Linked DNA regions of Mus musculus: regions 2 and 3 are each linked to region 1. A link is a loop called in an ENCODE intact Hi-C map of the cell type or tissue named here. Cell type or tissue: left cerebral cortex. All regions are shown on one strand. Each heading gives the region's core, and the rest is flanking DNA. Links, peaks and the distances in the headings are about the cores only. Region 1 holds the start of Abca17 (ATP-binding cassette, sub-family A (ABC1), member 17). Region 2 holds the start of Tbc1d24 (TBC1 domain family, member 24). Region 3 holds the start of Atp6v0c (ATPase, H+ transporting, lysosomal V0 subunit C).

Region 1 (10,935 bases), core at 1,501-9,500:
GGCCCTCATCTGTGAACCTTACCAGTTGTTTCCAAGCAGAATGAACAAGACAGTACATCACAGTGGAGGGATAGTGAGCAATTTTCTTGTATTCTCTAAAAATAAGAAAAAAAGCTGTATTTAATACATGGATGCACTCTGGTTTTCCCGGTCATGAGGCAATGGCCGTGGCATCCTAAGGAAGGGCCTGCAGCACGGGTGGTGGCCAGGCAGTTCTTGGGAGTTTACTTAAGCATCCCAGGTGTAACATTTCCATATTCAAGATACCGTTTAAAAAAGTATCATGGATGTGGTTTTTAAAAAGAGACAGAGCAGGTAAGACAGCAGGGAATTTAAAGGTGCTTGCTGCCAACCCTGGGGGACCCGCTCAAACCCCAGGAACCTGTGCTAGATGGACAGAACTGACTCTCAGACATTGTCCTTCGATTTCCCCACCCAGGCACATATACACACTGCAGAAACAAAAGTAATAAAATGTGTCACAAGAGACTGACCAAAGCTTTACAAACTTCATAGGTATCTGGGAAGTGGTGACACAGGGTTCACAAGCTAGCTCGGAACTTACTGGCCAATTTAAAAAGGAGGGCGTGTGGCTTTCTTTCATCAAATGTCCAAACCCTGAGACCTCTAAAAAATTTAAAATAACAAATAACTGTGTGAAAGTAATATGTGAAATAGCCTTTAAAAAAAATAGGGGCCAGAGAGCTGATTCTGCAGCCAGGAGCACTGACTACTTTTGCAAAGGACCAGGTTAGGTTCCCAGCATCCATGTGGCAGCTCACAGTGTTCTGTAACTCTGGTTCTAGGTGGGCTGATGCAGGTTCTGGCTACCACGGGTACACATGATGCACATGTATACACATAGACAAACATTCATACAAGGAAAATAAAAACAAATCTTTAAAAAAGGTATAAACATATTCAGGCTGAGGAGATGTCACTGGGTAAACTGCCTGTTACATAAACAGAAGGACCTCAGTTCGGAACCCACGCACCCACGCAAAAAGCTGTACACGAGAATGGGTGTCCATAACCCAGTGCTGGAGTGGAAACCAATGGAGGATGGGGGCATAAAGACAGCCACACTAGTGAGGTGCAGGTCCAGTCACGGTCCTGTCTCAAAAAATGAGGTAGCAAGCAATAGAAGAAAACACCACAGTTGACCTCTGGCCTACACACACACACACACACACACACACACACACCCCACACCCCCCCACACACACCTCACACACACCACCACCACCCCACACACTACAAACATACACATACTACACATATACACACTACATATACACACCAACCACACGCCCATACCATACACGCACTATACTACACACACCACACACACCCCCCAACCACCACCCTCCACCCCTACCCACATACTATACACATACACCTCTGCACCACACACACACATACTACACACACAGACACACACTACACACCCACACCACACATACAAACACAAACAAAGACACACACCCCAACCATACATACCACACACACACACAAATACAAATCTATGGACACATCCTCCTTGAAAAAAAAATCTCTCCCTCACCAAACCCCCATACTCAAGGAAAAGGTAACAAGGCATGAGAATTAGAGCTTTCAAACAATCCATGCCAAACCCAGCATACTAGTGAGAATGTCTGAACATCGATGAGCTATGGTTAGTATCTCAAGTGTCCTCTAAAGACTCATATGTTAAAGGCAGAGTCCCTCGCTTGGTACTATTGGTAGAAATGTTAATAGGCGAGAGCCTGATAGGAGGTCTCACACTGCTGTAACTCCTTTGAGAACTCTAGGGATCCAACCATGGTGTCTGTAGCTTTCATCTGCTCCAGGTCCCTCACCACTGTGTGCTACCTTACTAAGCTTCAAAGCTACGGGCCAACTGGTCATGGGCTGAGACCTTTAAGACTACGAGCCAAAATACGCCTTTTAGATAAAAACTGCCTCAAGTATTTACAACAGCAACAAAAAGCTGATAAGCAGCATCACAAGACCCACAGAATCAACTAACCTGGGTCTATAGGGGCTCACAGAGATTAACTGCCAACCAGGGAGCCTGCGTGGGCCTGACGTAGGCCCTCTGCACATACATTACAGCTGTGTAGTTTGGTCTTCATGTGGTACCCTCTAACAGCAGAAGTAAGGGCTCTGACTCTGTTGCCTGCCTTTAGATCCCTTTCCTCTAACTGGGCAGCCTTGTCTAGCCACAGTAGGAGAAGACACACCTAGTTTTACTGCAACTTAGTATTCCAAGACTGCTTGATATCCAAGGACGGCTTCCCCTGTTCTGAAGGGAAAGGGAGGAGGGGCGGCCGGCAGGGGTGGGGGCGGCATGTCTGGGGAGGAAGGGACTGGGAGAAGAGAGAGGGGAAGCTTCAGTTGGCGTGTGAAGTTAATCAATGTTCAAAGCTGACAAGCATAAGATTGTTAATAATTATATTCCGCTACCAAGGGTGCTATCTGAGTGTCACATCTGCAGATCTAGGCCAAAAACCATTCAAGGCCAGAATTTGTGCTTTTCCTTTTTCCTGCCGGAATCCACCCAGAGTATTTGCATGGCACGTAAATGAGCTCAGACCCAAGCGCAGGTCTGTGCCCACGCAGGTGTGTCCTGTTTATTTGTACACTCAACAGCAGTTGGTTTCTGAAACAGACAGACCTAGAACCAGGTTTCAAATGCTAGGGACACATGAGCCTGACCTCAGAGCTTTCAATGTACAGGGCTTGTTTATGCTATAATTCTTTGTCTTATTAATAATGTTGGAAGATTTTAATCATGTTAACTTTACCTCTTATCTCTCTTGTGTGTTTGAGACAGGGTTTCTCTATGTAGCCCTGGCTGACCTGGAACTCACTCTGTAGACCAGGCTGGCCTCGAACTCAGAAATCCGCCTACCTCTGCCTCCTGAGTGCTGGGATTAAAGGTCTGTGTCACTATCACAGGGCCTCACCTCATGTCTCTTTAAAAGGTCCATACTCATCTATGTTTCTAGATTCATTTGTCAGGATTCACTATCAGATGACACACACACACACACACACACACACACACACACACACACGAACACACACACTCTCACGGACACACACACAGACACACACGGACACTCTCAAACTCTTTTCTACACAGCAGCACACAAGAGGAAGCACCGGGATGACCTGTTTACACAGTGGCCTTTATGTGGCTTGGGTGAGCCCAGCCTGCAAACCACAGCTTCTGTTCTAGAGCCCGAGGAAGCCAGGTCTAAAACTGGGTGATCCATTCTGCAGGCCCAGGTAGAGAAGTGCAATTTCTGGAACTCATCGTTGCCTGCTTTATCCAGAGCTGAAAACAGTGGGTCTCCTTAGAAGCTCTTGGTAAGAATCAGCAAGGTGTATTTTAGGCGAAAGATGTGTCCCAAAGCAGGCTCTACAAAAAGAATTCTACAAAATGCGTGCTGTTGCTTGCTTTCCTGCCTAATTCCCATGCTACAGCCCCGGTCCCATTCCCTGGATAGCCAGCTTTTCTGCCCTCCTAGGCATGGGGAGTGAGGTCATGAAGCAACAGGCGTCCCCAGAGAGGTAACCATGGATGTTCAGTAACAAGTGCAGCAGCAAGGAGCTCATTACAGCTTCTGCAAAGGTGACCACTGGCCTGTTGACGCCAGGCCTTGTGCTATTCCCAGGGAATGGCACTGATGCAGGAATGGGCCACAGGCCTTTCACTCCACACACAGAATGGGCCTTCACCACGTCAGTCTGTTGAGAGTATCATCCAACACACTGCTCTAACTGATGAGACCCTATCATTTCCTAGCCTACTTCAGAGCCAGGCCCTGTGAATGCTGCCTCTGATAAGGAGAAGTTCTTCATCTTAACTGCAGAGCAGAACCTTCTAGAGGTGTTTTCAGATAGAAACTTCAGTCTGAGGCCTACCCATGAAGACTGTAGGCTCTGGCTGGGCACATGAACATTTCTCTGGAACAACTCTATCTTGCATTCTCAGTTCAGCTCTCCTACTCCTTTAGACACGGGTGGCATCTATTCTGGATGTGTCCTGTACCACTTAGCCCATTCTTTAATAAAAACCAAACACGGTATTTATTTCTCTGTGCTGTGGTGGGGGGCATGCATGTACCATGGTGTCTGTGTGGAGGTCAAGGGCGACTTGCTGGAGCTGGCCCTCTGTTATCTCGTGAGTCACTGGGATCTAACTCAACCTGTCGGGTTTGATTGTTAGACACCTTAATTCACTGACCCATTTGGCCAGGCCTGCTTCTGATTGAAGCCACTTTCTTGTGAGTAAATTAGTGCCATTTGAAGATCTCTACGGGCAGGGATCATCTAGTGACTCAGAATCATGCCTGGAGCCTTGCGCATTAGAAGACTGATGAACGTACCTGAGAGTTCTAGAATGTGGCTCTAGGCAGACTCAGTGTATCAAAGGAACCCCCTGCCAATTGCCAGAAGCAGGGCTGAAGGAGAAACCATAAAGCCCATAAAGGCCAAACTAAGGCCTTCCCAGTTAAGACCAAGTCAAAATAGTTTCTATGTGACAGCCTGGTCAATGTAACAGGGAAAGTTAGTGGCTTGTTAAGAAGAACTCCAGCTACCTGGTCATGCTCTGAAAGGCTGTTCTGTCAGAATGGTGGAATGCCGCCTGCCCTAGAGGAAGATATTATCTGTTTGCAAGGGCTCAATTCAAACCAATGTGGGTGAGGGGGATTCCCATGACACTCATTTTTTTAAAAATCAACTTTTCCTCTCCCCACCCTGTCTCTTACTTCCCACGAGGCAAGCTTTCTAAAATGGTTTCAGTCTTTTCAAGCTTACAAATGGCAACACCAAACAAAACTCTCTGGATGAAATAAGGCTGCTTAGGAGACAGGGGCAGAATTCAGTTCCTTAAGCCTTGCCTGGGTCTCCACATTGTTACTACAAAGCCCCAGTCACTCATTGGGAGAGCATTTCCTGAGTGCTCCTCACGTTACAAACACCAAGTCCCTATTTATGATACAAGAACCGTTCAGGCCTGGAGGCAAAGGGACAGACAGAAATACCTTTTAAGACAAAGCCCAAATGGGCCACACACAGGGAAAGCTCAAGCGTGCAGTACCAGGGACCTGACCCCCAGGCTGGAGCCCTGACCCCCAGGAACTAGTCGAAGTTCGGGGTCGGTCATTCTGAGCACCAACACCAAACACCGAGACACTTGACCAGAGCACAGTTGCTGTAGTTGCTGTGGTTCCCCCTTCCGAGTTCTGTATTGCACATTGAGGGCTTCGCCAACTTCAACCCCTATCAAAGCATCCCTTGAACCCTACGTTAAAGTTCATGAAAACGAAGATGCTGAAGCTTGAAGAACTGGGAGGAATTCCATCCAGGACCAGCACTGGCCGGTTGAGCCTGGAGCATTCCGCCGGCCTGCTGTGTCGCAGCCCGCAAAGCGCCTGAGGGCGGCGGCTGTCTGTCCACCTGCCAGGCCCGCACAATAGACCCCGTAACGACCCAGCGGTCTGTGCGGGTTCCTGCGAGCCCCGCGACCCCGCTATAGCGGGGACACACCCAGCATGAGGACGCCAAGACAGCTACACCTGCAGCAATACGAAGGGTCAGTCCGCGAGCCCGCAGGTCCCGGCGATAGGCAGGGGCTCGGAGGCCCCAGGTTGGGGCGCTGCCCGCTGGCAGAGTGGAGACCCGGGCAAGGACGGGAAATCTCAGAGCCCCGAGCTAGCGCGCGAGTGACAAGTCCTAGTGACACTCACCGACCCTCAGCGCCAGGGTGGCGGCGGTCTGCGCAGCTCTCTCGCCAGGTTCCCTCCCTTAGACTCCCGGTCCTGCTCCAGCCTTGCTGGGGCGGTTGCGGCCGAAGCTGACAACTGAGGCGGCGGGGCAGAGAGGAGGCGCCTGCGACAGGCGCGGGTGGAAGAACGCACCAGGAAGCTCCGGCTCCTGGAGGGGGTGGGGGGGCGCGTCGGAGCGCGCGTGCGCACTGGGCCGCCCCTGCAGGTGCCCCGGGTTTGCCCCCGGCCGGCTCAGCCTCGCCTAAGCTCTGGATTCAGCGTCTGCGCAGTGCCTGGCACATGTTGCCCAGCTCCGACAGAGGGCGCTCTGCGTAGCGCGTGCACCCCTCCCAGTTCAACATTCCGGATCGTGCGTCTGCGCAGTACTCCACGCAGGTCTCACCTCCAGTGGGCAAGCGCTTGTAGGGTGGGGTGAGCGTGCGTGATGGGTTGCCCCTGCGGGTTTTCTCCGCATCCGCCACTGATCGTGCAGCACGCCCTTGCTCGCGTCCAGCAAACAGTAGGCGTTAGTTTGGGGCTCTGAGCCCCGGGGTCGCTGGCCTGAAGCTCATCTCTGGACAAATGTGTTTCAAAGCAGTTGAGGCTGTAACATCAAGAATCTCACTTTCGCAGCGGGATTCAAGTTCCTCTTTCTCTTCAGGGCTCTCTCCCCATCTCACTCTTGTCACCAAGAGAAAGTGCTACTTTCTGCTCTCAGCAGGAGGAACCCAAGCCCTAGTGAGGTTAGGTCTAGGAACCTTTCAGAGGCGACAGCCCACAGCTAGGAAAGGGAAAGTCACGGTCCAGCCCAGCAGCACCACTAGGAGAATACAGTCAGGGTGGGAGGGGGTTCTCAGGGATCTGGGTCTCCTCAGGCAGAAGGCAGGGCGTCGGGGTCTCTTGGGCGGTAGAGTTTCCTCGGACAGGAGATTGGGGCGTTAGGATTTCTTCAGGCAGTAGACAGGCATGGAGGTGGGAGGGGGTTGTGGTTCCTTCAGACAGTAGGATGCGAACATCTGTGTGCCCTCGGCCCAGGCAGGAGGGAATGGCATTGGAATCACAGGTTGCTGCAGCTTGGGCATCCGCGCGGCTGGCCCGGGAGAAGCGGGGTTGAGCGTGGGCGTGGCCGTGTCGCGGGGCCAACAGTCGTCGAGGGCGATCCAGCGGGTCCTTCAGTGCCCGTGGCCACGGACAGGGTGCCTGCGGTGAGTGAGGCGCAGCCCTCCCCGGATTCCGGGCTGCGGACCAGACCTGCCTAGCCTTAAGGTAACCCTGGGATCGTGACTTCCGAATCAATGCCAGTTACACTGTGGTCATAACCTCTCGCTCTCTAGGGTCCTGTATGGCTAACCAGAAGATGGACTCCCTAAGAAAAGAGCCCTTGCCTGGTACATGGTCAGTTCCCTGGGGTCCTAGAACACCTTGTCCAGAAATGCTCTAGTCAAGTTTGCCGAATAAAGGGAGTCTCAAAGACCTGGCTTCAGGTCTTGAGTCCTTCACTAGTGTATTCAAGTCATTGTATTTTCCAGAATCTTAATTTCTCATTCCTAAAATTGAAATGGTAGTAATAGCGTATTCAAAGGTTGCGGTTCCCCCACAACCACCACTTTTTTTCCAAAGTGAAATGAGAAAAGTGCATGCTTAAGGGATTATCATCATGCCTGGCACTTAAATGGCAGTATGTGCCTGTTGTAACAAGCATGTAGCGGTGTGTGTTGGGGGAGATGGGGGGACAATTAAAGCAAGGTGGGGATTTGGATTATTGGTGTGCTGTAAACATCTCCAAAAGACTTTGTCCCCAAAGACTTTCTCTCCATCATCCTTCCAACCCAAAATGTCTCTCCCATTCTCTATTTCATGATAGGAGGTGTATGAATCTGGCTGACTGGAACTGGACGTTAAACTTAATCGCTTTTCTTTCAAAACAGTACTTGCCATTTTCAACTTAAATTCTTTAGTCCTTTCCAAACCTAAGCCTAGTTCTGCAGAACTAAATCTAGGAACAGAGCTGGGTGACTTAGAATTCCCTTAGGCAAAGGCGAGGTTGAGAGTATTCGTGATGCGTGTTCCTCAGAATCTCACAAAGTAGGTGTCTGGTGTCAAAGTCTCATTTTATTGTGTATTGAGGAGTACAGATGAAACTGGTAAAGGAAGTATTGAAACAGCCATCTAACACCAAATTCAAAGTCCTCAACAATGTATTGTTAGAACTGAATATATTGTTATTTGAAACTAATGTAAACACAATCACACGGAAATGTGTGTACATCATTGACTATGACAGTGAGTTATGTAGGCTTGTTCTATTAAATATCCAGGCAGCACAGAAACTGTAGCAACACTGCCATAGTGGTCTTTGTGTGAATCTCTATCTTGCTTCAAGTGTAGTTTGCATAGCTTTTAATCATCTAGAAGTTTTAGAGGTGTTTCATATAGATGATTAGTATATTCACAAATTTAAAATTTAGCAAGTATTATATAAATATATTCTTCAAATTTTAAAACAAAAGGCCACTTTTTTTATAACTGCCATCCTCTTCCCATGCCATTTGTTCAGTAAATACTCTCTCTATAATTTTGTACCTGTTTATGTAAATATATAGATTTATCTATAGATGTAAATTGGACACGTGACATTTGCATCTCTCTCTTCTCTCTCTTTCTCTCTCTCTCTGCCAGATGTCCCACCTTCTAATCTGTCTGAGCCCATTGGCTAAACAGCATTATTTTACAGACAGGAATACTTTCACACAGTGCACAAGAGATTTTCTCTGCACAGTTCTTGTGGTACTCAAGTTCACAGCCACACTTTTGGCATCCTGCCTTAGGATATAAGTTCTGTGTGTTTTCTTACCATTGTGGTACAATCTGCATGAGCTGATGAAACCACAGGGACCACTGCCAAAGCTTGGCACAGCCAGAGCTTGGTGCTATGTGGACTTTCAGCTTCCAAAGCTGTAAACCTCTTTTACTTATTCTCATACGTTTCATTATAGTAAGACAAAACCAATACGATGATTTGAAGGTTTTTTGTTTGTTTGTTTTTTGTATTTTGAGACAGTTTCTCTGTGTAAACCTGGCTGTCCTGGAACTCACTCTGTAGACCAGGCTGGCCTTCAACCCAGAGATCTGCCTGCCTCCAGAATGCTGGGATTAAAGGCGTACACCACCACCACCCAGCTGTTTTTTCATTTGATGTTTGTTTGTTTGTTTGTTTGTTTTTAATATAGGTGTAGCTTGTTATAGTGGCACCTCCTAAGTACTTTATCCTATTTTAATATTTATTTTACTATTTTTATGTGTCTGGCTGGTTCTTTCTCACTCTTTCCCTCCCTCTGTGGTGTGTGTGTGTGTGTGTGTGTGTGTGTGTGTGTGTGTGTGTGTGTGTGTGTGTGTAGGTACGTACGTATGTACATGCATGTTTGAGTACCTGCAGAGGCCAGAAGAGCATGTCAGATCTTCTCGAGCTGTAGGTGCAGGCTGTTGTCAGCTGCTGCACGTGGATGCTGGGACGTGAGCTTGGGTCTTCAGGAAAGCAGGATGGACTCTTAAGTGCTAAGCCAACCCTCTCGTCCACAGATCTCATTTTTAAAGGCAGGGTCTTTCACTGAAATTGGAGCCAATTCTCATATATTTCATTATATCTGCCTGCCTCTGCCCCGCTAGTGCAAGGATGGCAGGCATGTGCTGCCATGCCTGACTTTCACATGGGTACTGAGGACTGAACTAAGGTCCTGCAAGCATTTTCCGCAGCAAATTTTTAATCCACTGAGCCATTTCTTGAGCCATCTCCCCAGTCCTGAAATAAAGAACATTTCTTTGCTTAAATATGCTAAGAAGAAAAATAAACATGAAAAGCAGATGGAGGTTGTGGTGAAGGAGTGTAGGTGATCTGACTCGAACTCTGTTGTTCTTGTCATTGCACAGAAAATAAGTTGCAAAATGGCAAGATCAGACGCCATGTTTGTGCTGCCATGGCTCTTGCAAAAAGTCAGGCAGGGCAAGGAATGATAAGAATTGAGGGGGTGGGGCTAGAGAGATAGCTCAGCGGTTAAAAGCATTGACTGCTCTTCTGAAGGTCCTGAGTTCAAATTCCAGCAACCACATGGTGGCTCACAACCATCCATGATGAGATCTGACGCCCTCTTCTGGTGTGTGGTGCATCTGAAGACAGCTACAGTCTACTTACAGATAAGAAAAATAAATCTTTGGGTTGGAGAAAAAAAATCAAGGGGGTGAAAGGGTGAAAGGTAGCAAATTCTGGAATATTCCAAAGACTGGACAAATAGGTTTGTGACAACCTACATGTACACTTCAGAAGAGATCACCATAATTAATGACCTCTAAGACGGGAGGTGAAGGGGTCGGCAATGACTTGTTTTAGGAGGACCATGAGTGGGCCAGGTCTGTTTTGAGGTAAAACACGGTGGGGGTGGGACAGATATCTCGCACTTGAATATTTGGGAAAAGAAATTGAGTCAAGTCCAAGCTAGAGAATGAAAGTAGACATTGTCCAAACATACCGGAGTCCATCAACACAGAGTGAAGTCATCTGTGGAGTGAGTGTTGTTGGCATGGAAAGGAGTCCAGAGACTGAGCCCTGTAGTACCTTAATGTTTACAGGCTGAGGAGAGGAGGAAGGGTCTGCCCAAAAAGGCCAAGAAGGAACAATAGGGAAAAAGATAAGTAACGAAGGCGCTTTCCAAAAGCCCACAAGAAGAAAGCTAATAAAGAGCGAAAGAAATCTGCCTTTTTTATTTATTCGAGACAGGGTCTCACTGTGTGGCTCTTGTCCTGGAATTCCTTATATAGACCAGGCTGGCCTTGAACTCACAGAGATCCTCCTGCCTCTGCCTCCCAAGTGCTGGGATTAAAGGTGTGTGCCACTGAGTCTAGCTGAAAGACTACTACTTAACATTAACATTTTCTCAGTTTGTTTCCTAACTAGTGTTGAGCTTCTTCTTCAGCTGGGAAAAGAAAAATGGAGGTGTTGAAGAAATTAAAACTCCTTCTCTGGAAGAATTTCATCTTAAAGGTAAGGAACTGCTTACCTGGGGGGAAGATGTGGGTCCTCGGGAATAGCTGCATAGTTAAGTAAGTTTCAGTCTTCGTTTCTCTTCCTGTTGCTGTGATAAAACACCCCTGACAAAAGGCA
Region 2 (10,935 bases), core at 1,809-9,808, 150 kb after region 1:
AGACTAACCAATCAGCCTCCTGCTACCTGGAAAGCTTATGTCCAAGTACTGTGATCTAGAGGAGGCCTTAACCTTACCGACCAATCATTAGCCACCCCAAGATCCCTAGAATTATTCCATTGGTTGGTTCGCTTGCTTGTTCATACTGTCTCAATGTACCAGTGATTGATCCTAAACCTAAGAATGGCAAGGGCATTGTCCACCTCCACCCCCTGACCAAGCTTTGGGAGCTCAGTGGCCCTTGACTACATGACCCTACCTGGTAGTGTCCAGCCGAGTGTTCTAATTGCTCAACACCTGAGAGGTACCCTGGTTGGAGTTAGACGCGGTATTTGAAGGGTTCCATGAAAATAGTGGAAGCACTTTAAATATTACCCAACATCCTGCTTGCCCAATTCCTTGCCAAAGCCAGGAGGAGGCAGTGGAACTCCCAAGCGTCCTGGTGTCGTCACCAAGTTCGGGACCAATTGGCTCTTACGTGGCAGACCAGGATGTGACGTAAGGCTGTGATGGGCATCCTTACCATTGCCACCCCATCTCCACCCCCAAAGCACGGCCACCTAGTCGGAAACATGAGGTCACCAGAGTCCTTGCCTGAGCCCACCCTGCCAGGTCTGGCATCCCCAGAACCCCCTGGAGCCCTCCATGCCCTGTTCTTGGCCACCGGCGGTGCGGGGGGCTCCTGGTCGCGCTGCGGCTTGCCCTTCGGCGCCCTGGCGGTGCTGGCCGGTGCATCTGGCACCGGCATCACCTTCTCGCTGTGCGGGCCCTGCCTGGATCTGGCCCAAAGCATGTCTCTGGCTGCTCTTGGCGTCGGCCTTGGACTCCTGACCGCCACCTTTCTGTGCTGGCGAGCTCGGCGGAGTAAGAGGGCTGGGTTTGTGGAGCAGCGGGAGCCTAAGCCTGTGTGAGGGGCCACCTCCCAGCAAGGTCTGGGCGAGAGGGCTGCATTTCACTGTTGGCAAGACACAGAAGACCCCTCCCTAAACTGTTTATTTCTAAATCCTCATGAAGTAGGGAGGGCTACCAGCCTTTACCCTTCCTCCTTCTTCTACGCCCTTCCCCCTCACACCATCCCTCCACCAACCGGTGCTTTTCAGCTTTTCGTTTTCAACACGGAGAGCTGATTGCTGCCGCCCAGCTGGCCTGACAGTGTGGAAAGGGAGGGGGTTTGCAAAAAGTCTGCGCAAGGAGTGCAGGGCATGGAGAGAGTAAGGGACGAGGTGAGACGGAGAACGTAGACTTGCCAGCCTTCCTCTCTACGTCTGGGCCTATTGAGGCATAATAGGCACTCATACAAGGCAAGGAGAAGTGGTGGCAAGGGTCTGAAGGGGACAGTTGGTCCCGGGCTGGCCAGGGGGTTATTTGAAAGATCAGCAGCCCCCTGAGACCTGAAATTGTCCAACACTATCATCCTCTGCCCCCCTCAACCCAATTGCTGTTATGGATTGGGGTGAGTGTGCAGAGCTTGAGCAGTTGCAGGTGTGAGGCAGGGGTGGGGGGGGGGCTGGGGGGGAAAGGAGGGCGGAACCTCTTTGTTACAGAAAATGCCTGGAGGGGGTAGGGAATCATGAGAGGAGAGGCCTAAGAGGCCTCAATCAGGGGCGGAGGCAGGTGGCTGGGTCCACAGAGAGTTATAAGCAGCTCTTGGAGACTAGAGAAAGCTATCCCAATGCCCAGTCCACCATCTGCAAGAGTAGCCCTGGGGCCAGACAATGTGTGCAAAGGGCAATTCTAGGAAAGAGCTCTGAAGCCCATGCCTCCTCCTTGAAGGGCTGGTGAGGCAATGGCCATTTGAGCTCCTGTCCGGCTCCATCCCTCAGGACCTGATCAATGCAGAGATCACCAGGCACCAACTTCCACCCACATCAGAATCCATCTCATACTCTGCAGACCCCAGCAGTCACAGTTCACAGGGAGCTGAGCTAGAGATAAGGCTTACTTCACTGTTGGCGTGAAAGGCTGTCCCCCTGTCCCACCTCCCATAGTTGTCTGACAGTCTGGGGACTCTAGCATGGGCTTGATGTTCAGAGGACAGCCTGGTTTTCCCCTGAGTCAGCTGTTCTAGAGGAACAAGTGTCCAACACCCTGCCACACTGCTTCTCTCCCGGTGCCTGCCTCTGCCGCAGCCCCTGTGTCCTGGGAAGGGTCCAGGGTTCTTGTTTCACTATTCCTTTCCTGAGAGCTTCTGTTTCTCTCCTTTTTTGTTGTAGGAACACTTTCAGTCCAGAATGCTAGCTCTGAGTATACAGGCATTCTCCCTCATATGGCCTCTCTTACCATCTGCAGGGACTGGCCTGTGGTCAGCCTCCTTTCTGAAACCAGGTAATTGGACCTCAGGACTGCTCCCCCAAGATGGAACTGTATCCCACCCGCTCTTCGTGGAGTCCATGGCAGCCTTGCCTGGTCCGTCAGGGACCAAAGGCAGTGAGTGGTTCCTCTTGGCAAGACCCTCTCAGCCACAGCCCACCTCCAACTTGTACCCCAGCAACTCATCTGGGGCATCTGCCTGTTTTTCTACCCAGATGTACTAGGCTGTAGACGGTCAGGTTCAGGGATTCTGACTCTGGTTTATTTGTGACCAGCCCCTCTCCAGTCGTTAAATCCCACTCCTTACCTTTCCACGAGGGTGGGGGTGGGGTAACAGGTGAACAGACCTTGAACCCCAAGGGACCATCAAATAGGCTGTACTTTGTGCTCAAACTTTCAAGCCCTTCTGGACAATGGGGCTATCCTATGACACAGCTATACCCTGAGACCCAGGAGTGATTTAGATTAAGAGATTGGCTGGATCTCACTGTCCAACCGTGACCTCATCACTTAGCCGCATCCCTAGTGCACCTCGCTTAGGATGATATCTATGTTAGCTCATCAAATGCTCCCAGCAACTCCACAAAGCATGGCAAACAATAGACATTTTGGTGGATGAGGAAACTGAGGAACTCAGGCCACACAGCCAGAAATCCAAACAGCTTGGATTTAAAATAAGACCTGAGTTCTTTCTGCTAGAACAGACTACTGCCTTGGGGATACCTTACAAGAACACCAGCCCCAACTGTCTTCTTCCCCCATTCTGGGGAGCATCCAAGACTTCAAGCTTCAGTTCTAAGGTTGTGCCTGCATGATGGGCCTCTGGGAGGAGTGGCCCAGACCCCAGCCCAGCACGTGGCACCACCCCAGGAGCAGTCAAAGCCTGGCTTCAGGCCGAGGACCCTGCTGGGTGGTCCCTCACGGGCTGTAAGGCTGAGCTGCCCCCTCCCGTAAGCGCATTCCTGGCTCTCCAGCCCCTCCCCCCGGATCGTGGGCCTCCCAGCCCCCTCCCGCGCTGGCCCAGCCTGTGTCTGAATCTGCTTCTGATTCTGGCTGTCGGGACAAGGCCCCCTCCCCTCCTTCCTTCCCGGCCCGAGCAGCTCCGCCCCTGGCTAGGACCAGGCTTGCTCCTGCTGAGCCCCCCACCCCCTTCTGGCACAGCTCCTCTGCTCTCGCTGCAGCCAGGAGAAGCCGGCAGCCCGGGCGCCCCAGGCCCCGCCCGCCCAAGGCCCTTCCCGGGAGGCCGGGAGACCTGCTCCTCCTGGCCCTCCGTGGGTGAGTGCTGGCGGCCGGCGGCGGGTGGGGCCTCCGCGGGCGGAGGCACCGGGAGCGGGGGCGACGCCTGTCAACGCTTCAGGCCTAGCAGGAGGACTCGCCAACATCCCTGCTCCTGTGCTCGGCCCCGGGCGTGCCGGTGGCTGCTCCCACTTCTGGGCCTGTGCTGGGGGCCGCCCTGGTGCTCTGCTATCTTGGCACTGCAGACCCGGCACGCAGAGTAGCGGACTAGGCTCTCTCTTCGAGGGCAGACTCGTTAGGCGGAAGCTGGCTGGTTGACTTACAGCGGCCACGGCCATGCCCACCTGGCTCTGGGGGCTGCTGCTGACCGCGGGCACGCTCTCCGCTGCACTGAGCCCAGGGCTGCCGGCCTCTGCCGACCCCTGCTATGATGAGGCGAGGGAGCCTCGCTCTTGTATTCCTGGCCTTGTGAACGCTGCTCTGGGCCGAGAGGTGCTGGCGTCCAGCACGTGCGGGAGGTCGGCCAATCGCGTCTGCGATTCCTCGGACCCGCAGCGGGCACACTCTGCAGACCTCCTGACCTCTGCTCCGGGCACTGCAAGTCCTCTCTGTTGGCGCTCCGATTTGCTGCAACAGGCACCTTTCAACGTAACCCTCACAGTGCCCCTGGGGAAGGCTTTTGAGCTGGTCTTCGTGAGCCTGCGCTTCTGCTCAGCTCCTCCAACCTCCGTGGCCCTGCTTAAGTCGCAGGACCATGGCCGCAGCTGGGTCCCCTTGGGCTTCTTCTCTTCCAGCTGTACCCTGGACTATGGCCGTCTGCCTGCTCCTGCTGATGGCCCTTCTGGTCCAGGGCCAGAAGCCCTCTGCTTTCCAGCCCCCCAGGCTCAGCCTGATGGTGGAGGCCTTCTGGCCTTCAGTGTGCAGGATGGCAGCCCACAGGGCCTGGATCTGGACAACAGCCCCGTGCTCCAAGACTGGGTGACTGCCACAGATATTCGCATAGTACTCACAAGGCCTGCCATTCAGGGAGACACCAGGGACGGTGGGGTGACAGTCCCCTACTCCTACTCAGCCACTGAGCTTCAGGTGGGAGGTCGATGCAAGTGCAATGGGCATGCCTCACGGTGTCTGTTGGACACCCATGGCCACCTGGTCTGCGACTGCCAGCATGGTACAGAGGGCCCTGATTGCAGCCGCTGCAAGCCCTTCTACTGCGACAGGCCATGGCAGCGGGCTACAGGGCAGGAAGCCCACGCTTGCCTTGGTGAGGCCTTGGAGGGTAGCCTGGGGACTTCTGACCAGGCAGGGCTGCCCCTGACTGACCCTTCCCTGCAGCTTGCTCCTGCAACGGCCATGCGCGAAGATGCCGCTTCAACATGGAGCTCTACCGACTGTCCGGCCGCCGCAGTGGGGGCGTGTGCCTCAACTGCCGGCACAATACAGCTGGTCGTCACTGCCACTACTGCCGGGAGGGCTTCTATCGTGATCCAGGCCGTGTCCTGAGTGACCGTCGTGCTTGCAGAGGTGAGCCTGCCACCTATACACGTTCGTGATTTACTTCCCCAGAACCCCAGCTACAGTTCTGAGCTTATCATTTCTGTCCTCAGCTTGTGACTGCCACCCAGTTGGTGCTGCTGGCAAAACCTGTAACCAGACCACAGGCCAGTGTCCCTGTAAGGATGGTGTTACTGGCCTCACCTGTAACCGCTGTGCCCCAGGTTTCCAGCAGAGCCGTTCTCCTGTGGCACCTTGCGTTAGTGAGTGACCCTGCCCTGTCTCAGTCACCTCAGCCAAAGTCGCATCAGCTACTGACTGTTGTCTGTTCCCTGAGCCTTTCCGTCAGATACCCCATTATAGACTATTCTCCCACACTCCTTAGAGACTCCTGTCCCTGGACCCACCGAAGAAAGCAGTCCTGTGGAGCCACAGGGTGAGTGGACACCAGAGCCCAGACTGGCCTGGGGAAGAGGGCCCTAGCTAAAGCAGACCAGTGTGGGGTAGAGGCATGGGAATCTGCTAGTCTCCACTCTTTCCCCCTAGACTGTGAGTCACATTGCAGACCTGCGCGTGGCAGTTACCGAATCAGCCTGAAGAAGTTCTGCCGGAAGGACTATGGTAGGCTGCCTCACTCCAGCTCTTCCATCTCGCCCCCAGCTCCTTTGAATACCTTGACCCTGGCTGTACTTCAAGGCTCTTTCTTTCCTCGGGTCTCCCACTGATGCGGGCTTTGGCAGCTATGTCTTAAGTGTACCTCCCTCTAGTGGGTGACCTCTTCATGTCTCTCCTAAGCCATTTGGACATTCTATGCTTCTCTATACAGACCCCTCCGGCCCTGCCCCACTTAACCTGATCGCTTTTCCACGCCCCCCCCGCAGCGGTGCAGGTGGCAGTGGGTGCACGCGGTGAGGCCCGCGGCTCGTGGACACGCTTTCCGGTAGCGGTGCTTGCTGTGTTCCGCAGCGGCGAGGAACGCGCTCGACGCGGGAGCAGCGCGCTGTGGGTACCAACTCTAGACGCGGCCTGCGGTTGCCCGCGCCTCCTGCCCGGCCGGCGTTACTTGCTGCTGGGAGGTGGGCCGGGGGCTGCAGCTGGGAGCACAGCGGGCCGGGGACAGGGGCTCAGTGCTGCCCGTGGAAGCCTCGTGCTGCCTTGGAGAGACGCCTGGACCCGGCGCCTGCGGAGGCTGCAGAGGAGAGAGCGGCGGGGGCGCTGCGGGACCGCCTGAATCTGCAAGCTGGGCGTGGACTGGGCGGACTCAGCTCTCTTATCACTGGGCGCGGCGCGTTCATCAGAGCACTAGGCTGGAAGTGTCACGTGCATCGCCATCTAATTTCCCCCTACCCCCATCCCCGCTTGAAACCTATTTGGCGATACCCTACCCCCAACTTAGAGGAGTATGATGGCCCCTAAGAGCTATCTGGAGGCTCCTAGGGCAGCTCAGAGGACCCTGATCTTATCCCTCTTGGCTGATACCCGACGTCTCTTAAAGGTGTGAACCCGCCTATTCCCAGGGGATGCTAGGATGATCCCTCTGGGGTTTGAGCACATCCCACGGGCCAATGTGATTCATCAACTCTCTGATGCTGTGATACACTAGAGTTCTCCAACCTCTCCAAAACCACTGTTGCCACCATAATTGCCTGTACACCGCTGCAGGGGCTGTGGCTCAATTGCACAGCCAAGACAGCGACGTCTCTGCCCTCCAGCCGGGAATGTACAAAGAGTATTGTAGGCTCCCCTGTCCAGTGTCATGGATCTTGTCCCCATATCCATTCTGGCCTGCCTCTGCCGGTCACGTGACCGTGTCCCCATCCGCAGCTGCATCACTGCCTGTGTCCCATATCTTTCTTGTTCCGTTGTACCCTTTTCTGGGGTCCATCCAGCTGTCGCTTTCTACCACGACTCCTACCAGTCTTGGCCTCTTGGCTCCATGACACAGGTCCTGCCCCTAGCTAGGAGCCCTACACTCTATCCGCTCAAGACTGGACGTCGAGAAGGGGCAGATCAGGTCCACGTGTGACCGGACCAGAGGCGACTTCCACGGGCAGCCGTCGGAGTTCTAGTCGTCCGTGACTTTGCCTTACACCAGGCGCTAGGGTCCCCACCTCTTTAGGCGAGCCCCCGCCCCTTAGCGCGGGAACCGCTGTTTGGCTAGCGCATGCTCCCGACTTGGCCGCCGCCGGGCGCAAATGCGCATGCTCAGAGCCGGCAGCACTGAGACGCGGGGCACTCGGGGTGGGCAGCCCGCAAGCGCGTGCTTGTGGGGCGGGGCCGCCTACGCGCGTGCGCAGAAAGTCCAGTGCGGTCCAGCGGAGAGCCGAAGGGAGAGGTGCGGTGCGGCGCGCCGAGGTGGGTGCGCGGCGGGGGCGTGGCGGCTGGACGCGGGGTGTGGGGGTGTCACTGCCACGGTGCGCTGACCGGCGGCACGGATGTACTGAGGGAGGGGGGCACGGGTTGTGCTCCGTGTCTTGGTCGCTGCGGGTTAGGGGGCTCCAGAGTCTAATGCTGCGTGCGTGACGTGGGCCCCGGAGTCAGAACCCTTTGGGCAGGCCCGGCTTTCCTCGATCATCCCTGCCTTCTCTGGGCTCTGTGTCGTGGGCAAGAACTGCCTCTGTGTCAACCTTCCCTTGGGGCACTTTCCGTCCCTGCGGAATAGGAAATCCTCTTTCTGTATTCGTTCGAAATTGCAGCAGTGTTCATATACCTTTGCCCTCGGAGACCTGCAACAACCCAGGCCCTTCACTTGCCAAAGATGACACAACTGCCCACCTGAAGCTTAGGGACTTTCCCAGCCTGAGAGCCCTATCCAGCCAGTGTCCCTGACATGCCTTGGTCACCTGTGCCTTAGCTTGGCCCTGTGCTTCAGGAGTTTTGAATAACAGCTGGAGGGCAGAGCTGGCACCACACGGGGTGGGCTGCACATGACAGAAGTCAGTCTGCTGGGTGCTGGCAGCCTGACCACAGATTTTCCTTGACAGACCTGACTCAGTTCAGAAATAGTGCTCTGGCCTTCTTGGATGGGGACTCACTGGGCTAACTTTAAAGGCCAAAGATTGTCTAGCCCAGCCCGGACATATGCAGGCATAGGTTGGCCATTTGGGCGGTTGTGTTGCTGTCTTTCCAAGGTAAATAAAGGATTTTCCTTGTCTCACCATGTTCTGCTGGAAGGTCAGCAAGCTACTCCCAGGCAGTTGGTACAACTGTCCCATGGCATGCGTTGCCATGTCATCTACTTGGGGACAATGACTCCATTCTCATTTTCACACCCCTGTCCCCAATAGGCACCTGTCATTGTTCACTGAATTGTTGTGGAGATGGCTGTATTTGTGTTCTCTCAAGCTCTATCTGATGTCAGTTCTGGGTTGGTGTCAAGACCAACCCAGACGACAAATGGTTAAGAAATTTCAAATATTTGATAGTGACCATTCATATTGAGTGCTATGAGGGCTCTGTGTGCTTCCTTGATGATTAATCCTCACCTAATCTCCCCAGTACTCAGATAAAGACTTAGGGTAGTGACAGCTGTATTTAGAATCTAGTCTGCGTGTGGATAGGCCTGGAGCCACATCGTGTTGTCCCTGTTCCCCCATGGTCTGGCATTCAGTTAGCCAGGCACTCTCTTAAGTGCTTGTTGGAGGGAATAAAGATGCCACTTTTTGAATGCTACATGTCAACTAGTGAACTAGCAATGTAGTGGCTTTTGGCTGGATTAAGGGTGACCTTTTGGGTTTGCAGAAGTACTCTAGTAATCTAGGTAGGGTTTTCATAACAACAATCAAATTTACCTCCCTGGGAGTGCAAACTCACCTGCCTGTGTTCCCTACTAGCTCTGAGTAACCACCCTTGCCAGGACTGTCTGGCAAGTCTCAGTGACCTTGGGCACACAGCATTGCTCCTAATCCTTATTAGAGACTGAGCCAACCTCTGAAGACATAGTAAAGTGTTTAAAGTACACAAGACAATGAAGTGGGTTGTAAAAAAAAAAAAAAAAAGATTTGCCCTGTTGAATGTTCTACCTGTTTGAGCATACCTTTTCTGTTTTGACAACTCTAAATGGAAGAAAGAAGCCCTTTACAATCAGCCATTTCAGTGGTAACCATCACCTTCTAAATGGAGATAATTTTTTTAAAGCCCTCAGGCCTTTTACTGAGAACAAGCTTGAATTCATTACTGGGAATTTTCACTATCCTTTTAATATGTGTTTACTGCATTGAGAATGCAGCAGTGCTTACCCGTAGATGCAAGGCTCTGTATTCAGTGCCCAGGACCCAGGGGAGCTGGGGGTGGTGGCACACAATTATAATCTCTGTAGAGAGGCTAAGGCAGAAGGAGCAAGTGTTAGGCCGCCCTGGTGTACGGAGCAAGACTCTCCTTAAAAACAACAGAAAGGGCTGGTGAGCATAGTTCTATAATAAAATTCTTATCTGCTGTGCACACAGCCCTAGGCTCAACCCTAGTGCTAAAGGGGAAAGAGAAGAACAAAAGGTGAATTTGCATGAGAAGGAGCTGGGTGGGGGGTGCTATGGACACAGTGTTGAGTGAGACCTGGGAGATTGGGGCCTGGGAGTGACTTGATCTGATCTGTTTTCTAGACCCAGAAGGGTTCCTGCGTGCGCTGAGGGTGGGGCCAGCTGAGGTACTGTCAGACAATCCTAAGAAGGGCAAGCATGAGATAAGCAGCTGCCAGGAGGGTAAAAGCCAGAGCGGAAGGAGGATATGGGGTGACTCCAGCCCAGGACACAATGTAGAGAGACACAGGCTTGGGAGGAATAAGGCTTTGAGTTTGGAGAGGTGCCTGCCATTCAGACACTGGGTAAGCATCTACTGGTCTGGGACTCAAGTACACACGGGGCTCAAAAGTGGGGAACATTCCTGTGTGGCATTTAAGCTGGGCTTCCATACAGACTCCCAATACTGTGTCCTGAAGACTCTAAGGAAGGGAGAAGGCTGGTTGGTAGCCTGTTGCTTTGTAGGTGTTGTGGAGTAAGGCTTTATGTTTCCATCACAGAGTCCCAGCTTGCCTGTTGAGTAAAAGGGGTGATTCTGCACATCAAAGGTACAACAATCCCTGGTCCCACTGCCTTCTAGGGGATTTTCCTGCCTGCTTTTTGGGGAGTCTCTACTTATCTCAAAAGACCCCATTTTTCTCCACACCATGGGTCAGACCTCTGTGTATACTCACAGCACTAGGGGAAACCCACCTCGGAACTTGCCTCGCCTTTCTTCCAGGCCTCAACTTTCTGTGGAGTCGGCCTCAGCAAAAGGCAGCTCTCTGGTAAGAAGTAAGGGAGGCCAAGCATGTGGTATCCACTACAGTCTTCTGCATTGTGGGGGCCTTGAGGACAAGGGAGAATGGGCAGTGTCACAGGAGCCCCTGCCTGCCCGCAGCCCCCGAGCGTTTGTCTGTGGACTGTATAGGCCAAGTGTTTGAGCCTGGGATGTTCCCTTTGCGGGTGACAGACTACATAGTGAGGCACAGTAAGCTGTTTCTGAAAAGGCTGTTGTGCCTGGCTTGTCCTTCGTTTGTTTTGTAGCCCTGGAATTGGACCCAAGGCCTTCCGTTTAATGCCATGCAAGAATTCTACCAGTGAACTCTATCTCTAGACTAGGTTTGGGGTTTTTTGAAACAGGCTCTCGCTATGTAGCCTAGCTGGCCTCAAACTCACGATCCTCTCTCTGAGTCTGCCTCCTGTGTGCTGGGGGTACAGGAATGTGACTGCTCTTCCAGCTTGTTGCACAGTTTTTTAATTGGGTTCTACACACTCTCAGAGACTTTGGATGTTGACTGATAGGTGAGTCTATTATGAATAAAAACTGGTTTGCTGTTCTAAGTGTCACTCACTGTCTGGGTCTCACCAAAGGCTGCCCTTCCCTTCAATCTACCAGCCT
Region 3 (8,661 bases), core at 662-8,661, 180 kb after region 1:
AACATCAAAAAACAATTGGCCTAGTGGCAGACTCTTAATCCCATTATTCAGAAGGTAGAGGTAGGGGGATCTCAGAGAGTTTGAGGCCATCCTGTTCTATGTAACAGGTTCCAGACCAGCCAGGGCTACATAATAAGACCTTGTCTTAAAAATATATATGTATATGTGTATATACACATACATACATACATACATACATACATACATACATACATACATACATACATGGGCTGGGGATAAAGAGAAGGCTCAGTAATTAGAGCACTGGGCCTTCCAGGGTACCCAAGTTCAGTTTTCAGTATCTATATGATGGCTTACAACTATCTATAACTCAGTTCCTAGGGATCTAAGCCCTTTCTTGGCTTCTGTAGGCACTGTGCCAATGTAGAACACAGACACAGTCAAAACACTCATAAACATAAAATAAAAATGAAGGGAAAGATAAAACAGACATTATTGTGGTGCAGTGCCCCTGACTGTACAGGAATACATGCAGTTTTACAGAGACCTGCTCTCTCATATCTTCACTAAATCTAGAAAGTTACAGATTGTACTAGTTGTTTTGTTTTTAAGTCACTATTGAGGTTGAAGTTCTGTAGCAACTACCTCAGAGAGGGCTAGCTCCTCCATAGCTCTATTCAGGTCTGTGTGACAAAGTTGTTATGTCAAGCATGAGTGCCAAACAGGCTTTACACTTCTTTCCCCACAGTATTTCCATCAGGCTGGAAAGCATATGAAGTGTAAAGGATAATTTTGGTATTAAGATTCGTATCTGGGCCTGGTGTGTGTCTATAATCCCAGCACATGGACGGTAGAGGCAGAAATGTCAAATCATCTTTAGCAACAGAACAAGTTCAAGCTAGCTATGGCTACAAGAGACCTGTCTCAATAAACAAACAAACAGACAAATAAATGGAGTCTTTTATGACTTCCCTTGTTACATCAATCTTTGATTGTGCTGTAGGTGTTAGATGCAGTGTCTCATGGCTACGTTGTTACAGACAAATGATACTTGTTTGAAGGCTTGGTCATTTATTGATCTGCATGGAAATTGTGAATACTGTATGTAGGACTAAGGAAGCAGCCAGTGGACACATGGATAGGCTAATCTGTGACATGTCAGGAACCAACCACAACAAAAGGAAGGCATCCATTGGTGTGCTGCTTGTCTGCTCTGCAGTTGCTGCCTAGCCTATTTTCCTATGTGAAGAGACCAGAGCACCTCTGCTGTGCATTATACCACCACATTGGAGATGCGCTCAGGAGCTTATATGCTGAACTCGATGGCTCATAAGAGCACTGGCTGAGTGGTGCCTTAGTTCCAGTACTCAAGAGCCAAAGGCTGGTGGGTCTCTGAGTTCAAGGTCAGCCTGGTCTACAGAGTGAGTTCCAGGATAGCTAGGGCTAAACAGAGAAACCTTGTCTCTGGGAGTAGGGTGGGGGAGCATTGTCTGCTTGTCTGGATAATCCCGGTTTGATTTCCAACACCTAAATTGTGGTTCACAACCATCTGTTACTCCAGTTCCAGGGGATCTGACACCCTGTTCTGGGCTATTTGAACACTGCATGCAAGTGGTGTACAGACGTACATGCAGGCAAAACACAATAAACATAAAATTGAAATATAGGTTTAAGCCGGGCATGGTGGCACACGCCTTTAGTCCCAGCACTCGGGAGGCAGAGGCGGCAGGCGGATTTCTGAGTTCGAGGCCAGCCTGGTCTACAAAGTGAGTTCCAGGACAGCCAGGGCTATACAGAGAAACCCTGTCTCAAAACAACAACAACAACAAACAAAGAAGAAAGATTTAAAAAAAGTTTGTAAGCTGAAGGCCTAAGGAGAAGTTCCAAAGCATAATTTTGCCTTTTAAACCTTGTAGTTATGGATTTTGACAAATGGCCACCAATTAGAGGAGTCACACTGCACTGTCATCTCAGCGCTCAGGAGACTGAGGCAGGAAGATTGCAAGCATGGGGCTGGTCTGACCTAACAGGGAGTTTTAGGCTGGCCTAGCTTACATAAAGACCTTATCTTTTAAAAAAGAAATAGGGGGCTGGAGAGATGGCTCAGTGGTTAAGAGCACTGACTCCTCTTCCAGAGGTCCTGAGTTCAATTCCCAGCAACCACATGGTGGCTCACAACCATCTGTAATGAGACCTGACGCCCTCTTCTGGTGTGTCTGAAGACAGTACAGTGTACTACACTGTATACTAAATAAATAAATCTTTAAAAAAAAAAAGAAACAGAAAACAATGTGGTCCCCAGCTGACCATCGGAGTGTCTGGATGAGTAGCCAGCATACTCGTGCTTACAAAGCAAAAGTGTGGACTTGCAGCAATATACAACTTTGTGATGTGAAAATAAGTGATTTGGTTAGTGTTAGTATGTTTCCTAAATAAAGTTAGTATCTGTTGAAGAGGTATCTTTGTACATCTGTGTCATGAGAGTACAGGGTGGGAGGCTCGTCACACCTTTCTCGCAGGATATACTGTTTACCTCTTGAGAAGGAATAGACCAAGGATCGATCAAGTAGAGCTAAAGCGACGAGGCTGCACAGAGGCAAGTATAGCCTCTGCTGGATTTGCACTGCCAGCCACAGCTTCCTGACCTTGCTTTTCTGCCTTTTGGTCCTCACAACTCGTCATTTGGAGTAAATGGAGAAGGACCACTGTCAGGAATCGTCATCACATATCTCCAGTCATCTTGGTTCCTGTGAAACAAAACTCAGTATCAAAAGGCAAACTCCCATCTCTCATGCAAAAGGAGACTGTTTTACTCGGACATTTGTATAAGTTAATAGTGACATCTTTCCTAATGCCTTGTATACCTCTTTAAATACTGTTTTACTTTCTTGCTTGAAACAGAGTGTCCTAGAGTACCCAGGCTGTCCTTTAACTCACTCTGTAGCCCAGACAGACCTTGAACCAATAGCCCATCCAAGTAGGGGAGATTATAGGCCTATACAACCAGGCCTAGCAGAACATTTTCCTTTGAACTCTACACAAATGCCAACTACCCTGCCTGGTTCCTCCCTGTAAGACTTGTGGGCTCTGTACCTGCAACTCCTCTGGGACCCCACTTGCTTCTCCATGAAACAGCGGCAGCCAACTTCTCTAGTTCTCATCCCCAGATTGGCCACAAGGGTAAATATGGCCTGTGGTCTGCTCCTTTGCTGTCTCCTAGTACAAGGGCTTTGCTGTGTTGCAGGTTACTTCAGAGGATGCTGGGAGGCCTAACCCAGTTTGTGAAGTGCTTGTCTACTAGGCCAGCAGAGACTTGACCCTAGGACTACACTAGCATTGCTCCAGTGAGCACTGGTTTTCTGCAGTTCTTCACAGGAATCCAGAACCGCTGTTTGTAGGCTGTTTACTACTGCTCAAACACCTTCTGGTGGAAGACTGGGCTCTGGTGTAGCTCCTAAAACACTGCTGCTTTCCTGCCCTCCACCCTCCGGGGCACGAGTGCTGGACATTGCAGAATAAACAGCTGCTGCACTGCTGGTTTGGTACAGGGCATCTCCAAGGTTTGTCCTGCACTGCCAGCATTCCCTAAACTTGCTCTTTCCTCTTACTGTCAGTGCTCAGGACCATCCTGTGACTGGCACTGAGTCATGGACAAACACAAGGAGCACACCTGTGAGCTCAGGACTTGGGAGTTAAGAGGCCAGAGGATCAGGAGTTCAAGGCCAGCCTAGGCTACATTAAGCCTCCCACACATGTACACAAAGAAGAAAACTGGGTTGCATCTTTTTCCTGTTTTAAACATTTTCATCTTTTTTTCTTTTCTTTTTTGTTTTTCAAGACAGGGTTTCTTTGTATAGCCCTGGCTGTCCTGAACTCACTCTGTTGACCAGGCTGGCCTTGAACTCAGGGATCCATCTGTCTTTACTACCATGCATGGAATTAAAGGCATGCGCCACCACACCCTGCAACCTTTTCATCTTTTAAGACTTAATTTAGGGATCAGCTTTTTCTGGGTCCTCATGACGGAGCCCCAGATCCTCCTTCTGGGCACACATCCCTTTATCTAGCAAACCCATTTCTGGCTTCCTTTGGGAGATTTGTCCAGGGTCGCGTGTGCTCCCACAACAGGCTCCCAGCTCAGCATTGCTTTCCTGATAGTGTGTTCCCACTACCAAGTGGAGAAACATAGGGTCAAAGACAGATTGGGGTTTATTCAACACCTGACAACCAGCTTCCAGAGCCAAGGTTACAGTAAACTAATCTCCTATGCCCCCTAGTGGCAGAGCTGCCTCACTGCCTGCCTGTTTATCTTCAGCGTTAAGAACCAATCACTCTTGCACTCTTGAAGTTTGGAATTTTTGCTAGAAGGAAGGGTTTCTCTGTCTCTAGAACCATTGCCTTGTAAATATGTATCTAGTGTCTCTCTTGTGGTCTGATACATAGAAACAGTGTAGATTTGCAAACCATGTGATATTCAAACTTATCGAGGAGCCCAAGCAGAGCAAGACAGATTCTGTGTTTATTGGACTTTATTAGTTTTTATTTTATTTTAGACAAGGTCTCCATATGTAGCTTTGGCTCTCCTGGAACTTGCAATGTAGACCAGGCTGACCTTGAACTCCTAGAGATCCTTTTACTTCTGAGTCCTGAGTGCTAAGGCTAAAGAGTGTGCCACCACGAGCAGCAGGGGTTTTTATTTCTGTGGGTGATCACCTGCACATATGCCCGTGTGCCATGGGACCAGAGGATGGCGTTAGACTCCCTATAACAAGTTACAAGACAGCCATGAGCTGTCATATGGATACTGGGACTAAAACCCAGGTCTTCTTCAAGGGCAGCAAGTGCTCTTAACCGTTGAGCCTTCTCTCCAGCCCTCCCTGTTGTTATTTCTTTGATCCGTAGTCTATAGGTATTTATTTCTGGTGCTAAGAATTAAATCCAGGACCCTATGCACGCTGCTAAACACACACTCTACAGTGCCACCCTTATGTCTGTATAGCCCAGGCTAGCCTCAAGATTTCCCATCCTGTTCAGCCTCTTAAACACTGGGATTACAGATGTCCACTGCCATACATGGCTCAACTAGTTTTTAGTTTAATTTTTTTTTTTTTTAAAGAACAAGCTGCCGCCGGGCAGTGGTGGTGCATGCCTTTAATCCCAGCACTTGGGAGGCAGAGGCAGGTGGATTTCTGAGTTCGAGGCCAGCCTGGTCTACAAAGTGAGTTCCAGGACAGCCAGGGCTACACAGAGAAACCCTGTCTTGAAAAACCAAAAAAAAAAAAAGAACAAGCTGCCTTTGATCATGTTCCATTTTTCAGAATAGTACCGTTACCTATGCTATTTAATGTTTCCACCAGCCATGTCTGGGCCACACGTGGTTCTATCTCACCCAGGTTCCTCTCTCTCCACCCCCATGCCTTTGTGGTGGGTTGGAAGGAGGCTGCTGCAGGGCTTTTCCTGGGTCACACGGTTCTTGATGTTCCTGTAAAGGCTACTGCTTCTCCCTCCCTGTCTACTTCCCTTCCCCCTCCCCTTGTTCCTCCCATTTTTTCTCTTTTCTTTTGTCTCACCCCCTTTTTTTTTGTTGTTGTTGTTTGGAGACAGTACAATGTAGCCCAGGTTGGCCTCGAACTTAACAGTCTTTCTGCCTCAGAGCCCATGGTGCTGAGGTGACAGCTGTGTACTCTCAAGCCTGGTCTTTCCTTCTTGGGAATAGCTTCCCTGGTCTTTCCAGTTTACGGCTGTTTGGGATGTTAAGAAGTGTCTGAACTTCTCTGCCTCCTCTCTAGGACCTTTGGAAAGTGCCATCGGCTGTTTAAGGAGCCCAGCTTCCATCTCTGTCCCTTTCCTTATGGGTCTCTGATGTGCATTTCCAAGCCCCTCCCTCTCTGTGTCTGGAAATCCCCACTGACAGTGACAGGCCAGAACTCATGACCTATGATTTCATGCCAAGGGGGAAGTAACAGTAAAGGAGAAGGCAGGGATGCACTCTTGTGGTTTCTTTCCTAGAGTCCACTCAGAGTAGAGGCCCTGCACAGTGCCTGGAAGATCTGGGTGGGAGGTTTGAAATGGAACGAAGTGAGAGATGGTGGCTCACCTGGTAGTTCAGCCACTAGCGCGGGCCCTAGACCAGAATTGTAATTCCTTCATTTGTTAGCTGGTGACTGGAGGAAGGCTCTTAGTCTTCCTAGGTTTGTCTCACTAACCAGTGACTAAGAGTAGGCATGACAATAACCTCAAATGCCTCAGCATAGGCCCTGACATATAGTTAGGTGCTTAGCTCTGTTACTAGGGTGGCCAGATCTGGGCACCCTACTGGATGTCTGAAAAAAAAAAAAAGTCACAACAACCTTCGATGCAAGGGCCAGAGGGGGACACTTAGGGGAGGGAGAGGAGAAACATGGGGGATGTCAGGAGGACTTCCTGTGGGAAAATGGGTTCTGAGTAGTAAGTAAGGAGACCTGGGAACTGGTGCTGGAGGATAGCAGACAGCAAAGGGAAGCGCACCAAGAAGGACCTACCTAGCACATGATTAAGCAGCAAAGAATTGTGGGATATTAAGTGCTGAATAGAAAACAAACCAAGGGCCGGGCATGGTAATCCCAGCACTTGGGAGGCAGAGGCAGGCGGATTTCTGAGTTCCAGGCGAGCCTGGTCTACACACAGAAACCCTGTCTCGAAAAACCAAAAACCAAAACCACCACCACCACCACCAACAACAACAACAAAAAACCCATGGGGACTAAAGCAAGGTTCTGTGGTTAAGAACACTCACTGCTCTTGTAGAGGACTTCTGTCCAATTCCCAGCACCTACCTGGCATCTCACAGGCATTACTAACTCTAGCTCTAGGGGATCTGACGAGCTCTTCTGACTTCTTCAGGCTCTAGGCACACAGGAGAAAGAGAGGGGGAGAGGGAGGAAGCACTGGAGATAGCAGTACCGAGGCCCTGTGTGCTGGCTTAGAAAGGAAGTGTGACCTTGGCAAGGGCAAGGAGTTGGAGAGAGACAGGGTGAAGGCGTGGGGGCAAGAGTGAAGATTCCTCTTTTCAAAAGTCAGAATGGAGCAAGAGAGGGTGGAGGAAGGGCTAAAGCTGCTCTCAGTAACGTCCTCTCTGAAACAAGACAAAGGCTCTTCTACGGGCCAGTTTAAAGGGTGGTAGACTGGATTCAGCCAAGGTGGGAAGGGGACACAGGGAGTTTTCTGCTGTGAAATGTAGGACTGAGAAGGTAGCAGGATGGGAAGGTGTCTCTATTGCCTGCATGGAGAAGTTGAGGTATTAGCATTGAGACCACTTGGAGAACCCACTGGTCTTAGAATGTGACCTTGAGTTTCAAGGGAGGTCTAGGCTAGGTCGTGGCTGCTCAGGAGGGAAGGGTAAAGGAAACTAGGCAGCCTGAGTTGATAGGTAGAAGGAAGGCAGGCAGCTGGGGTGCGTAAGCTGCTACAAGGGTATCTGGAGGGCAGAGGTAGCCTTAGCCACTCCATTGCTGGGGAAACCAGTCCTCCATCAGTGGTCTAGAAAGGAGGCCTGGCACAGGTAGGCCTTGCATGGGTGCTAGAAGGGCAATCAGGTCTTTCTGAGACTTTCAGAAATCTGGGTTACCTTTCACAGGTGTCAATGCTGAAAGCCCATCAAGCAGGGTGCTTTTAACCCCCTGCACTCAAGAGGCAGACAAGACGGAACTGGTCTACATGGCAAATTCCAGCTTAACCAGAACTTCACAGTGAAACCCCGTTTCAAAAATAAAGTAGAAAAATAAATAGAAAAACAGCCATGCCTACGTCTTTGTGGGCAGACAGCTATACAAGAGGGGGTCAGGTGAGGGACCCACAACCACCACCGGAATTAAAGGGAATACGGTGGGCCTGAATCTGCAGGAGCCTAGGTATGGAAGAAGGTGACTACAGAACACCTAGGGCTGTTGCACTTTAAAGCCCGGAGAGGTGGGGCGTGGTATTCCTGGGGGTTGGCGGAGACAGCGAAGCCCAACACGAGGGATTTCTTCTGTTATAAGTTCTGTAGTGCTGCTAGATGTCACTACTTTAACCTGAGTCTTATGCAGCAGGAGTGCCTGAGGTCCGTGAGCAGTGAACACAGGGAAAACGAACACGGGTACTCGAACACCGGTGAGTTCTGCGCAGCCGCAGTGAAGGTGGGCTAGCGTTCGCTCCACCCTGTATGCTAATATGAGCGCTACGGCTCCGCCCCGGGGGACCGATGATCCCAAAACCCGTAGGGTTCGAGAAGACGACTGCGTGGAGCCGCGGGCCAGCGAAGACCCAGGCAAGGCTGAGCGTTGGGCCCCGGGCCCCGAGGACTGGTGCCAGGGCCCATAAATTGTCCAAGGGCTGCCGGCGAGCCTGGAGCCTCGCTCCCCCACCGGCGCAAAGTGGTACAGCCCGTGGGGGCGGGGACAGATCATGTGACGCGAGCGCGGCCGCCATCTTGCTTTGCGGTGCTGGTATTTAGAGCGCAGCGCCTGACTGGCGGGGTCGCCTTCCCATCCGCTGCCTCGACGATCTTCGCTTGCCTCCTCGCTCGCTGTCCCGTTGTCCTAGCTCGCCGCCGCCCGCTGAGCTTGTCTTTTCCCTGCTTGCAGACATGGCTGACATCAAGAACAACCCCGAATATTCTTCGTTTTTCGGTGTCATGGGCGCCTCGTCCGCCATGGTCTTCAGCGGTGAGCATCGCTGCAG

Evidence for each region. Hi-C counts contacts between places; a loop is a spot of excess contacts. Peaks named below come from ENCODE experiments on the same cell type or tissue, not always from the same donor. Only the 100,000 strongest peaks of a DNase experiment are listed, where the experiment ranks them.
Region 2: a loop joins it to region 1, with 2.0 times the contacts of the local background. A loop is called at or near these places in 2 of 42 quality-filtered maps.
Region 3: it touches region 1 in a loop (2.8-fold over the local background); 12 of 42 quality-filtered maps call a loop at or near these places.

What each region holds. Positions count from the first base shown.
Region 1 is chr17:24,347,079-24,358,013 of GRCm38, reverse strand. Abca17 (ATP-binding cassette, sub-family A (ABC1), member 17) reads left to right here and starts at 6,955. Exons shown (of 31, transcript NM_001031621.3): 1 at 6,955-7,046; 2 at 10,729-10,815. The coding sequence starts at 10,762. It overlaps Abca3 (ATP-binding cassette, sub-family A (ABC1), member 3), which reads right to left and starts at 5,991. Exons shown (of 33, transcript NM_013855.3): 1 at 5,763-5,991; 2 at 23-95. In left cerebral cortex, for the core only: a CTCF peak has its summit at 6,094; DNase peaks (open chromatin) are centred at 5,245, 6,065, 6,701 and 6,856; H3K4me3 peaks cover 2,593 bases; H3K27ac peaks cover 1,848 bases.
Region 2 is chr17:24,201,934-24,212,868 of GRCm38, reverse strand. Tbc1d24 (TBC1 domain family, member 24) reads left to right here and starts at 7,307. Exons shown (of 8, transcript NM_173186.4): 1 at 7,307-7,395. Ntn3 (netrin 3) reads left to right here and starts at 3,482. Exons shown (of 6, transcript NM_010947.3): 1 at 3,482-4,810; 2 at 4,882-5,070; 3 at 5,154-5,303; 4 at 5,426-5,476; 5 at 5,587-5,661; 6 at 5,922-9,038. The coding sequence starts at 3,883. The coding sequence ends at 6,271. In left cerebral cortex, for the core only: a CTCF peak has its summit at 5,818 (motif pointing left); DNase peaks (open chromatin) are centred at 6,637, 6,826, 7,269, 7,812 and 8 more places; H3K4me3 peaks cover 6,132 bases; H3K27ac peaks cover 5,844 bases.
Region 3 is chr17:24,169,190-24,177,850 of GRCm38, reverse strand. It overlaps Atp6v0c (ATPase, H+ transporting, lysosomal V0 subunit C), which reads left to right and starts at 8,401. Exons shown (of 3, transcript NM_009729.4): 1 at 8,401-8,645. The coding sequence starts at 8,567. Tbc1d24 (TBC1 domain family, member 24) reads left to right here. Exons shown (of 8, transcript NM_173186.4): 8 at 1-2,420. In left cerebral cortex, for the core only: CTCF peaks have their summits at 4,240 (motif pointing left) and 8,343; DNase peaks (open chromatin) are centred at 4,232, 7,502, 8,146 and 8,367; H3K4me3 peaks cover 1,288 bases; H3K27ac peaks cover 1,612 bases.